Regions from separate parts of the Homo sapiens genome. Here region 2 is linked to region 1. The links are chromatin contacts, found by Hi-C or POLR2A ChIA-PET in ENCODE. All regions are on one chromosome and are shown on one strand. The core of a region is the stretch at or near the end of the contact, and the rest is flanking DNA. Distances in the headings are between cores, read along the strand shown.

Region 1 (5,768 bases), core at 1,886-4,385:
CCAGCCTGGGCAACAGAGTAAGACTACGTCTCAATAACATAAAACAAAATAAAATAAAATAAAAGGGAAGAAGAAAAGAAAGAGAGAAAGGGAGAAAGGGAGGGAAGGAGGAGGAAAGGAAGGAAGGAAGGAAGGAAGAAAGGAAGTCTTTAGATGTTGCCCCATGCCTGCCAATTCACCTGTGGTTGAGAACCACTGTGTTGAAGTGTGAAACTTCAGGCCTTATTCTCTTGTAGAAGAATTACATATAGAAATTCAGGTTGTTGAATGATTCCCGGGTTATAAGAGAATTCTACCAACCCAGTTGGATCAAAATAGTGCCCACCCCTATCTTGTTTCCGTAGCACTCCCTGCGTTTCCTTTGAAAAGACCATTAGTGATGGTCTAATTCAGGGAAATATTCTGATCTTGGGAAGAAAGAATGCTGGGCTGTTCTAGAAAGATGAAGGAAAGGGGTGGTGTTTCTGAGGAAACCAACGCCTCTGAGACCCCTCTGGAATTGGCAGTCCCCTACAACTTTTCTAGGGGCATGTCCCAGAGGACAGTGAAAGGGAGACAAACAGCCCATTCTGGCCTGCTTTTCAGGATCTCTCACTCCAAACAAGAAAGTCTGAGAGGCCTGGTAAAAATAAATATGGCTTAGTACTCCTGGCACAAGAGCAGTCTCTGACAGCCAAGACTTAACTCACCCTAGGGGGTGACCCAGACAGGGACTATGCACGAAGCTAGTTTCTTACCCATTGATATTCCCAGTGACTCACAGCAGCCAGGGATGACTCTGTGCACCAGAACTGTGCTGAACCGTGGAGAAGGACTTGGGATGCACATAGGAAACAGTCTCTCAAGCTGAGTCAGACAGGGACAGCCCGCCTCTCGTTTCTTCTCCAATTCCAGAAAAACAACACAAATCATGCCTCTGGAAAGGAACCTGTCCTTTGCATACAGAGTGGAAACTGTTTATAACTTCTTAATCCCCTGACATTGAAAGTATGGGGACTGCCTATCCTGGATTTCTTTGGGACAACTGTACTGGCTCTACCACAAGTCCCTAGTTTTCAGCTGGAAAAAAATATGGTCTCCAGAATCCCAAGGTCATTCCCAACAGATTTAAAAGCAAGTCTTCGGCCAGGCAGAGTGGCTCACGCCTATAATCCCAGCACTTTGGGAGGCCGAGGCGGGTGGATCACCTGAGGTCAGGAGTTCGAGACCAGCCTGACCAACATGGAGAAACTCCGTCTACGAAAAATACATTAGCCGGACGTGATGGCGCATGCCTGTAATCCCAGCTACCCTACTCGGGAGGCTGAGGCAGGAGAATCGCTTGAACCCGGGAGGCCGAGGTTGCAGTGAGCTGAGATGGCGCCATTGCACTCCAGCCTGGGCAACAAGAGTGAAACTCCGTCTCAAAAAAGAAAAAAAAAGAGCAAGTCTTCATAAGCAACATATATGAAACCCTGAGACCAACCAAACCTGCATTAGGAAATGAGAGGTGGGAAGGAGGATGCTGGGGAATCAGCCTCTACTTTTGACGTTTTTTCCTCCTTGGATTTTAGGCTGTGGTAACTGATCGAGGCCAGAAATGTTGACAGTCTTGCCTAGCCCCAAGATCATGTAAGCCTGACCTGACGCTACTGCCGCCTTCAGTCAGCAAGAAGAACTACACACCCAGAAAATGCTTCAGTAATAGTTACCATGGTGATGCTAGTTCAACCACATTGCATCTGGATAAAAATTTCAGGCAAAACGATATAGAAAACTACTGCCTAACAAGGAGTTAACACCTTACATCTTTTATGTTGTTGTTGTTGCTGTCGCAAAGTATGGTTCATGTTAGCTTTGGTAAAAGATGGTAATTTGAAGTGAAAGTACTGAAAAAAACAAGCAAGGATGAAATGTCAATGTATCCATTTAGAGAAATCTAATAACCACTTTGCACTATGCCAAATTACTTTCCCCTCAGCTAACAGGGGGCATTTGGGTCTTCCTGACTCTATTTACTGGTGAGGAAAGTGAGTTAATGAAATCCATAGATGATCCAAGCCCAAGAAATGCTGGCATATCAGCTGGGAGGGAAAAAAGCGATATACTGGGCCATCAGAAAGTTGGGCATTTGGGCAAAAGGAACAAAACAAGATTCAACCTGGAAAAATGGAAGGTGGTGAAATTAATCCGTATTATTAATATGCATTAGGGAGAGTAGACCACAAAAGGAAGGAAGACTAGAGACAAGTTTATGATTTTATGCAGTAAATCAAAAGTTAAATCTGAGGGAAGGACCTACAGACTGGGGCTGGAAGGAGGCTGAGGGCTTTGTGGGAGTGCAGCTGCCCATGAGGACTCCTTTCCTGACCCCCTCCCTTCCTTGTCAGGATCAGAAAGTCAAAGAAGGTGAAGAGGCTAACAACAGTGATTTACAAAGACAGCAAGGAGGAACTAAGTCTGTATGGGCCGAATCTGGGCCTCTGAGCTGGAGCAACAGGACCCAGACAACCATCTCAGGAAATGAGTGAATGAAAAGGGGCGGGGGGGTCGGTGAATTATTTAGCCCTAGAACAACGCTGCCTAGACCGGGGGAGGCCAGGGAGAAGAAAATCTCCGAAAAGGAATTTTGACAGTGAGAACGCCAGTTAAGATACAGCACTCCAGGCCCCCTGATGTCCCTTGTTTGATGTCAATAAAGACCCAAGAGGATTATGCATCCACAAGCCTTGCGTATTCGCAGACATCAAAAAAGTCTGGACTTGGGGCCGGTAGGCGGGGGCAGGGTCACGTCCAGGCGACTTGGGTCAGCTCAGGTGCTCGTCTGAAGCATAGAGCTGGAGTGAGCGGGGGCGAGACTTGCTGCTAGGATAATTTTTTTTTTTTAAGTTAGGGAAATTTAAGCAGTAGTAATAGCGACAGGGAGGGGGCTCTCTCTCGGGCCAGGAATGTGGGGGCGGCCTGAGGAGGAGCGGGGCCCCGCGCAGGAGGCGCCGGCGGGTGGGGTCGGGGGACCAGGGAGCCGGGGCCGAGGGCGGGAAGGGGCCGGGCCGGCGCTGGGGGCGGGCCCAGGCGCGGTGGCGGTGGCCGGGGCTGCGGCGCGGGGGGCGGGGCGGTCGGGCCCGGGACACCCCCTCCCGGTCCCCTGGCGGGGCAGCGTCGGCTCTGGCAGCACTGGAGGCGGCGGCGGCCCGAGGGCGACTTGCGGGGCGCGCAGGCCGCCGTGCACCCGGGACGCTTCCCCCTCGGGGACCCTCCGCGGGCTTCTCCGCCGCGCCGTCCGGCGGGAGCCGGCGGGACCCCGGGCGAGCGGCGCGGGCGGCACCATGAGGCGGCAGTGGGGCGCGCTGCTGCTTGGCGCCCTGCTCTGCGCACACGGTAAGCGGCGCCCGCCGGGAAAGTTTGTCCCTGGGTCCGGCCGCTGCAGGACTCGCCTCCCGGGACCTGGACGGCGCGGGCCGGGGCCTGAGACCCCTCGCCCTCGCTCCTAGCCGTGGCCCTGGGGCTGCGTGCAGGGGAGAGGACCCGGAGCGGCCCCGGCTCCAGCAGTCCGAGCGGGGGCATCAGCGGAGGCGCTTCCGCGGGTTCGGGTCTGGGCCGGGGCGCGGGTCTGGGCCGGGGCGCGGGTAAGGTCCGGGGCGTTCGTTCGCTCGCCCTCCCTCGCTGCTCTTTCAAGAGCGGGGGCTGCTTCCCTTTCAGGTTAGGTCGGGGGCTCTGTGTCCTTGGTGCGAATGAATGCGTGCGAAGAAAGGGAGGCGGGTGAGGAGGGTCGCTAAACCCATAAATTGTAAATAGCCCTCCTTCCTGGGGCTGGGGGCTCGGGCGGGTTGCGGAGAGAGGCCCCGGTAGAATCTGGTACTTGGGCACCGGGATTCCTCTACTCGGAGAACGATTCCCGGACTCCAGGTCTTGCTCCCACCAAGGGGCTCTGGGGCACTGTTTGCGGGCAGCATCTCCCCTCGGCGGTGTTTCGGGGTCCCTCTCTTGGCTGCGGCCAGTCAGCTTCCAGCCCTGGATCGTCCTAAAGGGAGGTGGTTGGAAAGGGGGCTGAGGAGGAATATAGGGAAGAAACTGCTGGAAGGCTCCCGCAGATCTGCCCTGGCTGGGGTAGGGGGGCAGGGGGCCGGTAACCCTGAACCCCAGAAGGCAGCCGCCGGGCCCTCGCGGCAGGGTCCCAGCCCTCGGGGGAGCTGGACGGCTGCAGCAGGACTCCTTGGTGCCCGTACCCCCTGTTGTGTGGGACTAGGGCTCCGATGGAATCTGCTTCTCCGCGGGCTCTTAACGACCCTGGGTGCACCCCGTGATTGAGCAGCTTTCCCTAGTTTGTGCCCAGAGATCAAAGAACTTTGATCTTTGAACCCCAGCCCTATTCACCCATCGCTATTCATCGTGGCGGGAGTTCCGAGTCTCCCCATTTGCCTCGCAGCCCCGATGAAGGGAGCTGGGGCTCAGAATGGAGGGGTCTGGAGACCCTGCCTGGTCTTTTACCGGTTCTTTCTTTCACGTAGGACAGCTCGTGTGGAAAAAGTCAGTGCAGATTTCCGAACTTGCCTGGCAGGGCGTGGAGATGTCTAGGCACTCGTTTTAAAGATTGGTTTACCTCCCAAATCCAAAACAGAGTTTTCATGTCTCTTATTTAAACTACCTGTGGGTTTTCAGGGGCTTTTTTCCGCGTCCTCTCTAGCGCGGACTGAGCTCTTTCTCTCCGAAGAGCGGTAGCTTGGCCGGCCCACGTTCCGCTCCGCTCTGCGCTCTCCCCTCCCCGGCTCTCTCCTGGAAGGTTATTTGTAGCCTCTTTGGCGTGTTGGGACAGCGGCCCTACTGGGGTAGGAATGTAGCTGTTCTTCCCACCACATGGGCCCCTTAAAGGGACAGCTTTGCTTTTTGGGGGGTTTCCCCCTTCGGGTTGCAAGGAAAGGGGATGGAACTTTCCTCTCAGCCCCCTGGAGGAAGTTTTGAAAAAGATCAAGGGAAATGGCAAGGCACTGGGAAAAAAAAAAAAAATTAGGGTTAAAACGGATACCAACAAAGCCAGAGAGGAGATTGTCGCCTTCTGCCCTAGGGAAGGGGGAGCTGGAAGGTTCCGGGCTGAGACTGGCCAAGAAGATTTTACTGCTCCAGAGCTGTCAACGCTGCAAATATTACATGTGCATAGAGGATGGGGGTGAGAATGGGGGGAGAGAATTGCGTATGTCTAATGTTTCACAGAAAAAGAATGGGAGGATTCGCGGTAACGCTTTTAGGTTTCTTTCTCTTTTTTTTCTTGGAGAGGGTGTCTCACTCTGTTGCCCAGGCTGGAATGCAGTGGGGCAATCATAGCTCACTACAGCCTCGACCTCCCAAGCTCAAGTGATCTTGTCATCTCAGCCTCCTGAGTAACTGGGACTACAGGCATGCACCACCATACCCTACAAATTTTTGTTTTTTTTTCTAGAGATGGGGTTTCACCATGTTGCCAAGGCTAGTCTCCAACTCCTGGGCTCAAGTGATCCACCTGCCTCGGCCTCCCAAAGTGCTGGTATTACAGGTGTGAGCCACTGTGTCCGGCCCAGGTTTCTTTTTAAGGAAAAAAGTTTAATAGAAACGTCTAAGCATGGGAAGCTTTCTGTGCACATGTTTGTAAGGGTAGGCAGTGGGGTGAAGGTATACACATCACCTGGCCTGATACTGAGCCATCCTTGGAGGTCTGGGGGGTCAGATTCACAGTTCACCAGTAAGATTGAGCAGTTTCAGAGCCTGGAACCAGCACAACCAAAAATACCACCAAAACATCTTTTGGACTGACACTC
Region 2 (5,768 bases), core at 2,154-4,653, 850 kb before region 1:
CTGGCGCAGTGGCTCAGGCCTGTAATCGCAGCACTTTGGGAGACCAAGGCAGGTGGATCACGAGATCAGGAGATCGAGACCATCCTGGCCAACACGGTGAAACCCCGTCTCTACTAAAAATACAAAAAAATTAGCGGGGCGTGGTGGTTGGTGCCTGTAGTCCCAGCTACTGGGGAGGCTGAGGCAGGAGAATGGCGTGAACCCGGGAGGCAGAGCTTGCAGTGAGCCAAGATTGCACCACTGCACTCTAGCCTGGGTGACAGAGCGAGACTCCGTCTCAAAACATAATAACAAACAAACAAAAAAACCCAGCAAATTCTTCGGGCCAGGCACGGTGGCTCAGGCCTGTAATCCTAGCACTCTTGGAAGCCAAGGCGGGTGGATCACCTGAGGTCAGGAGTTTGAGACCAGCCTGGCCAACATGGCGAAACCCCGTCTACTAAAAATGCAAAAAATTAGTAGGGGGTGGTGGCGGGTGCCTGTAATTCCAGCTACTCGGGAGGCTGAGGGAGGAGAATCGCTTGAACCCAGGAGGCGGAAGTTGCAGTGAGCTGAGATCATGCCATTGCACTCCAGCCTGGGTGACAAGAGCAAAACTCCCTCTAAAAAAAAAAAAAAAATTAGGCCAGGCACCGTGGCTCACGTCTGTAATCCCTACACTTTGGGAGGCTAAGGCAGGCAGATCACTTGAGGTCAGGAGTTCAAGACCAGCCTGGCCAACATGGTGAAACGTCTCTACTAAAAATACAAAAATTAGTGGGGGTGATGGCATGCGCCTGTAGTCCCAGCTACTCCAGAGGCTGAGATGGGAGAATTGCTTGAACCCACGAGGTGGAGGTTGCAGTGAGCCTGTAGCAGGACGAGCCGCAGACAAAACTCCTCAGACACCGAGTTAAAGAAGGAAGGGGTTTATTCAGCCAGAGGCATCGGCAAGACTCCTGTCTCAAGAGCCGAGCTGCCCGAGTGAGCAATTCCTGTCCCTTTTAAGGGCTCACAGCTCTAAGGTGGTGCGCATGAGAGGGTTCGTGATCGACTGAGCAAGCAGGAGGTAAGTGACTGGGGGCTGCATGCACCGGTAATTAGATCGGAACAAAACAGGATAGGGATTTTCACAGTGCTTTTCTATACGATGTCTTTAATCTATAGATAACATAACCGATTAGGTCAGGGGTCAATCTTTAACTACCAGGCCCAGGGTGTGGTGCCGGGCTGTCTGCCTGTGGATTTCATTTCTGCCTTTTAGTTTTTACTTTTTCTTTCTTTGGAGGCAGAAACTGGGCATAAGACAATATGAGGGGTGGTCTCCTCCCTTAAGCCAAAATCGCACCACTGCCTTCCAACCTGGGCGACTCTGTATACAAAAAAAAATCTGTAATCTCAGCACTTTGGGAGGCCAAGGCAGACAGATCATGAGGTCAGGAGATCTAGACCAGCCTGGCCAATATGGTGAAACCACATCTCTACTAAGATACAAAAAATTAGACAGGCAAGGTGCTGCGCGCCTGTAGTACCAGCTACTCAGGAGGCTGAGGCAGGGGAATCGCTTGAACCTGGAAGGCAGAGATTGCAGTGAGCCAAGATCGTGCCACCGCACTCCAGCCTGGCGACAGAGAGAAGCTCTCTCAAAAATAAATTAATTAAAATTAAAATTAAAAAATTAGGCCAGGCACGCTGGCTCACACCTGTAATCCCAGCACTTTGGGAGGCCGAGGCGGGTGGATCACCTGAGGTCAGGAGTTCAAGACCAGCCTGACCAACATGGCAAAACCCTGTCTCAACTAAAAATACAAAAATTAGCCAGGCGTGGTGGTGGGCGCCTATTATCTCAGCTACTGGGGAGGCTGAGGCAGGAGAGTTGCTTGGACCCGGAGGGCAGAGGCTGCAGTGAGTCGAGATTGCGCCATTGCACTCCAGCCTGGGCAACAGAGCGAGACACCGTCTCAAAAAAAAAATGGCTTTAGCCCAGGAGTTTGAGGATGCAGTGGGCTATAATCATGCCACGTTACTCCAACCTGGATGACAGAGCAAGACACGTTTAAAAATAAAATTAGAAATAATCATTTTAAAAGATCAAATGCAATTCTACGTGTAAAGTGCTTGGTGACTGACACATAGAGCTCAGTAAGTATTAGATATTTTTAGTGGGAACTGAGCTGCTGCGGATATAAAAATAAATACCACTCGCATTCCTTAGTTTAGAGGGGAGACGGATGTCAACAGGATGTCAAGTGCCAGGGAGAGGCTGGGCAGGAGAGGTCACGCCTGCACTGCGTCTGCATTGCGCCCTGATGAAACAATAAAAGACTTTCATCATGTGATGCAGTAATTATTCCAGTCAGTGCAAAGGAAAAGTGAGGGAGGTGATGCTCCAAGTGGCGGGCTCCAGAGGCAGGAGACGGGAGAGGGGGCAGTGTTAAAGCAAGGGTAAATTAAAGCATGTTGACGATAGTAGTACAAAACTGGTAAGGTTCCTGTATGCCATCCCAACAATTTTAGGCTTTTTCCTTGTAGGTAGTGGAGTATCTCGTGATTTTTCCCAGCTAATAAGCGAGAAAATATGAGACATCTATTTGTGTGCTGCAGGAAATTACAAAAGCGTAAAAGACCCACTGTCCCATTTAATGTTCAATGCTATACCCAAAGTAAGCCACAATAATCCGGGCGAAACGTGGGGAAGGGCTCAGAAAACAGCACACCTTTCTTTTTTTTCTTGAGACAGTCTCACTCTGTCACCCAGGGTGGGGTGCAGTGGCGCGATCTCGGCTCACTGTAACCTTTGCCGCCGGGTTCATGCGATTCGCCTGCCTCAGTCTCCCGACTAGCTAGGATTACAGGCGCCTGCCACCGCGCCCGACTAAATCTTTTGTATTTTTAGTAGAGACGGGGTTTCACCATCTTGGACAAGCTGGTCTTGAACTCCTGACCTCGTGATCCACCCGCCTCGGCCTCCCAAAGTGTTGAGATTACAGGCGTGAGTGAGCTGGGCCCAGCAGCACACCTTTCTAGAAGACAGACAACATGAAACTCTAGGCCGAGAATAGCCACAAGATGGAGGACAAGTAGGCAAAGAAAAGGCTTGGGGAAAGCGCATGGGTGGAACCCGACGGAAGTGGGGAAGTCGTTCTAATTCAGGCCCTACCGCACTATTGGCTGGACTCTCACCCTTTTTCCTTTTCCATTGGCCACCGGTCCCTTCTCTGGGTCAAAACAGCCAATCGCCTAGCGCAGTTGGTAATCCCGCCCTTTCTCCTGGTGAGGAGGAGCCAGAAGAGCCGAAGGGTCCGAGGCGCTTGCGCAAGCGCGTGCTCCGCTGGTTGAAAGCGGATCCGGGCTGGAGGCGGTGTCACGGTGTATGAATATTGATTACGCGTCGCAGCGCCCAGGGCCCAGCGCCCAGCCTCCAGTGCCCGCCCCTCTCGGCCGCCCGACGCTCTCTGCTCGCGCTTGGGCTCGCGATGGGGAAGAAGTCCCGGGCGGTACCCGGCCGTAGGCCCATCCTGCAACTCTCTCCGCCGGGTCCTCGGGGCAGCACGCCGGGCCGGGACCCGGAGCCGGAACCCGACACTGAGCCGGACTCAACCGCGGCGGTCCCCAGCCAGCCCGCCCCGTCGGCGGCGACGACCACCACCACCGCGGTGACTGCCGCCGCGGCCTCGGACGACTCGCCTTCAGAAGGCAAGGGTGCGCGGGGGGACCTGAACTCGAGCTCAGGGCTTGCGGCCTAGGCTCCTCACGGCGCCTGGCCAGACCCGGCGAGGGAGGCGGGCGAGGTCGGCTTCCGAGGCCTGCCTGCTGCGGGCCTGCAGGCGGGGCGGCCCTGGGCTCCGGGCCGCAGAAGGGCCAGGCCGAGTTCTGCGCCCTCGGCCCGGGCCAAGCCCGAGGCGCCATCTGTGGTGCAGGGCTTGCCCCGGGAACGTTTGAAATATGACCGAAGTTCGGGCATCCTGAGTCTCCCAAACGCCCCGGGTCGGTTTTGGGTAACGCAGAGGGTGGATGTGAGGATGAGTTTCCGCGTGCGCGGCCTGTGACTGTGGGCCAGGCCTTTCCACACGTCATCTGCCTCCTTTCGGTTTTGTCGAAACGGGGATAGAGACGTTTAGAAAAAGCTCTTAATATTCCAGCTAGTAAGCATCCCCACACTAGCAGAACTGCTGGAGAAATGGAGCTGGTAGGTTCCTAAGTATTTGTGTGGTTCTCACTGGAGTGGTGCTTAGATTAAAAGTGACTCCAGGACTAGGCGCCGGAGAAGCCGCGACCGTTTCACATGTTCAGAGATCACGCTGGTTCGTTAATTGGAAAAAATCCGCAATAGCAGTGTTTGGTGTGTCTTGTAAAGGTCCTATCATAGCCTGGAGAATACTTACTGTTTTTGTATGTATTTGTAAGTATTGCAGATGTAACTTTTTAAGAGTTTTGTTTTGTTTTTTTCGAGACAATGTCTCAATCTGTCGCCCAGGCTGGAGTGCAGTGGCGCGATCTTGGGCTCACTGCAACCTCCACCTCCCGGGTTCAAGCGATCCTCCCGCCTTAGCCTCCTGGGTAGCTGGGACTACAGGACCCTGCCACCATGCCCGGCTAATTTTTGTATTTTCAGTAGAGACGGAGTTCATGTTTCCCGGGCTGGTCTCGAACTCCAGGGCTCAAGCGATCATTACAGGCGAGAGCCATCGCGCCCGGCCATGCAGATGTATTAATAATTTTTATTTACCATGGTAAGAGTCTTCCCTTGATGTTGAAGTTTGTAAGCAGATGAAAGACTCCAGGGCACGGTGACTCATGCCTGTAATCCCAGCACTTTGGGAGGCCGAGGTAGGCGGATTACTCGAGGTCAGGAGTTTGACCAGCCTGGGCGACAAGAGCGAAACTCCGTCTCAAAAAAAAAAAAAAAAAAAGATTCCAGCTCTGTGTTTATTATCTCCCAATTATTTGGGTCAATGAAATGTCCTTTCTTTTTTTTGAGATGGAGTCTTCCTCTGTGGCCCAGGCTGCAGTAACCTCTGCCTCCTGGGTTCAAGCGATCCTTCTGCCTCAGCCTCCCGAGTAGTTGGGATTACAAGCGAGTGCCATCATGCCTAGCAATTTTTTTATTTTTTGTATTTTTAGTAGAGATGGAGTTTCACCATGGTGGCCAGGCTGGTCTTGAACCCCTGACCTCAAGTGGCCCCCCCCCCCCCCCGTCTTGGCCTCCCAAAGTGCTGGGATTACAGGTGCGAACCCATCCGAAATGCACTTTTTAAAAAATTGATGGAATCTAGAGCTGAAATGTTAAATCAAAGGTTGGTTTGTCACCTCTAGTGTTTTCTCTGGTCTGGAATCTGACTGCAGTTTTCTTTTCTTTTCTTTTCTTTTCTTTTCTTTTCTTTTCTTTTTTTTTAATCCAGATGAACAGGAAGCGGTGCAGGAGGTTCCTAGAGTTGTTCAGAATCCTCCAAAACCAGTCATGACCACTAGACCCACAGCTGTTAAAGCAACAGGTATGCTTTTGTTTTGTTTTTTACATTTTTTCTCCCACGTCTTTCATTAAAGTCAAGTTGGGTTTGTACATAGAATGTTTTGCTGAATGCTTTAGTGTTGCTAACATTATTTCTCCCAAAAATATGATTTAAGATTATTTTTGTTTGTGAGAGAATGTTGATGTATATACACTTTGACCAGTGCAAAATTTGTTGTTTTTCTTTACCCAAAACGTTTTTTACTGTTTTTTTTTCCTGATGCTATTTTATAACTAGTTTTCTGGTCCTCCCACTAGCTTGGTGTTCATTAGGCAT

Evidence for each region. Hi-C counts contacts between places; a loop is a spot of excess contacts on that map. ChIA-PET counts read pairs that join two places held with the same protein, here RNA polymerase II (POLR2A). Pooled maps may share reads with other maps.
Region 2: a pooled map shows a loop between it and region 1 (4-fold over the local background). The contact joins the promoter of FNBP4 here to the promoter of LRP4 in region 1. A Hi-C loop is called at or near these places in 1 of 168 maps with a recorded cell type or tissue (B cell) and 8 of 50 pooled maps. POLR2A ChIA-PET finds 5 or more read pairs at or near these places in 3 of 52 experiments (A549, activated CD8-positive, alpha-beta memory T cell and activated T-cell).

What each region holds. Positions count from the first base shown.
Region 1 is chr11:46,915,917-46,921,684 of GRCh38, reverse strand. It overlaps LRP4 (LDL receptor related protein 4), which reads left to right and starts at 3,135. Exons shown (of 38, transcript NM_002334.4): 1 at 3,135-3,357. The coding sequence starts at 3,306. RefSeq lists enhancers at 710-1,209, 1,210-1,711, 2,406-2,910, 4,074-4,945 and silencers at 2,971-3,200, 3,211-3,390, 3,401-3,570.
Region 2 is chr11:47,764,976-47,770,743 of GRCh38, reverse strand. It overlaps FNBP4 (formin binding protein 4), which reads left to right and starts at 3,403. Exons shown (of 17, transcript NM_015308.5): 1 at 3,403-3,675; 2 at 5,382-5,474. The coding sequence starts at 3,456. RefSeq lists a silencer at 3,389-3,998 and enhancers at 3,188-4,112, 4,259-4,318, 4,113-5,038.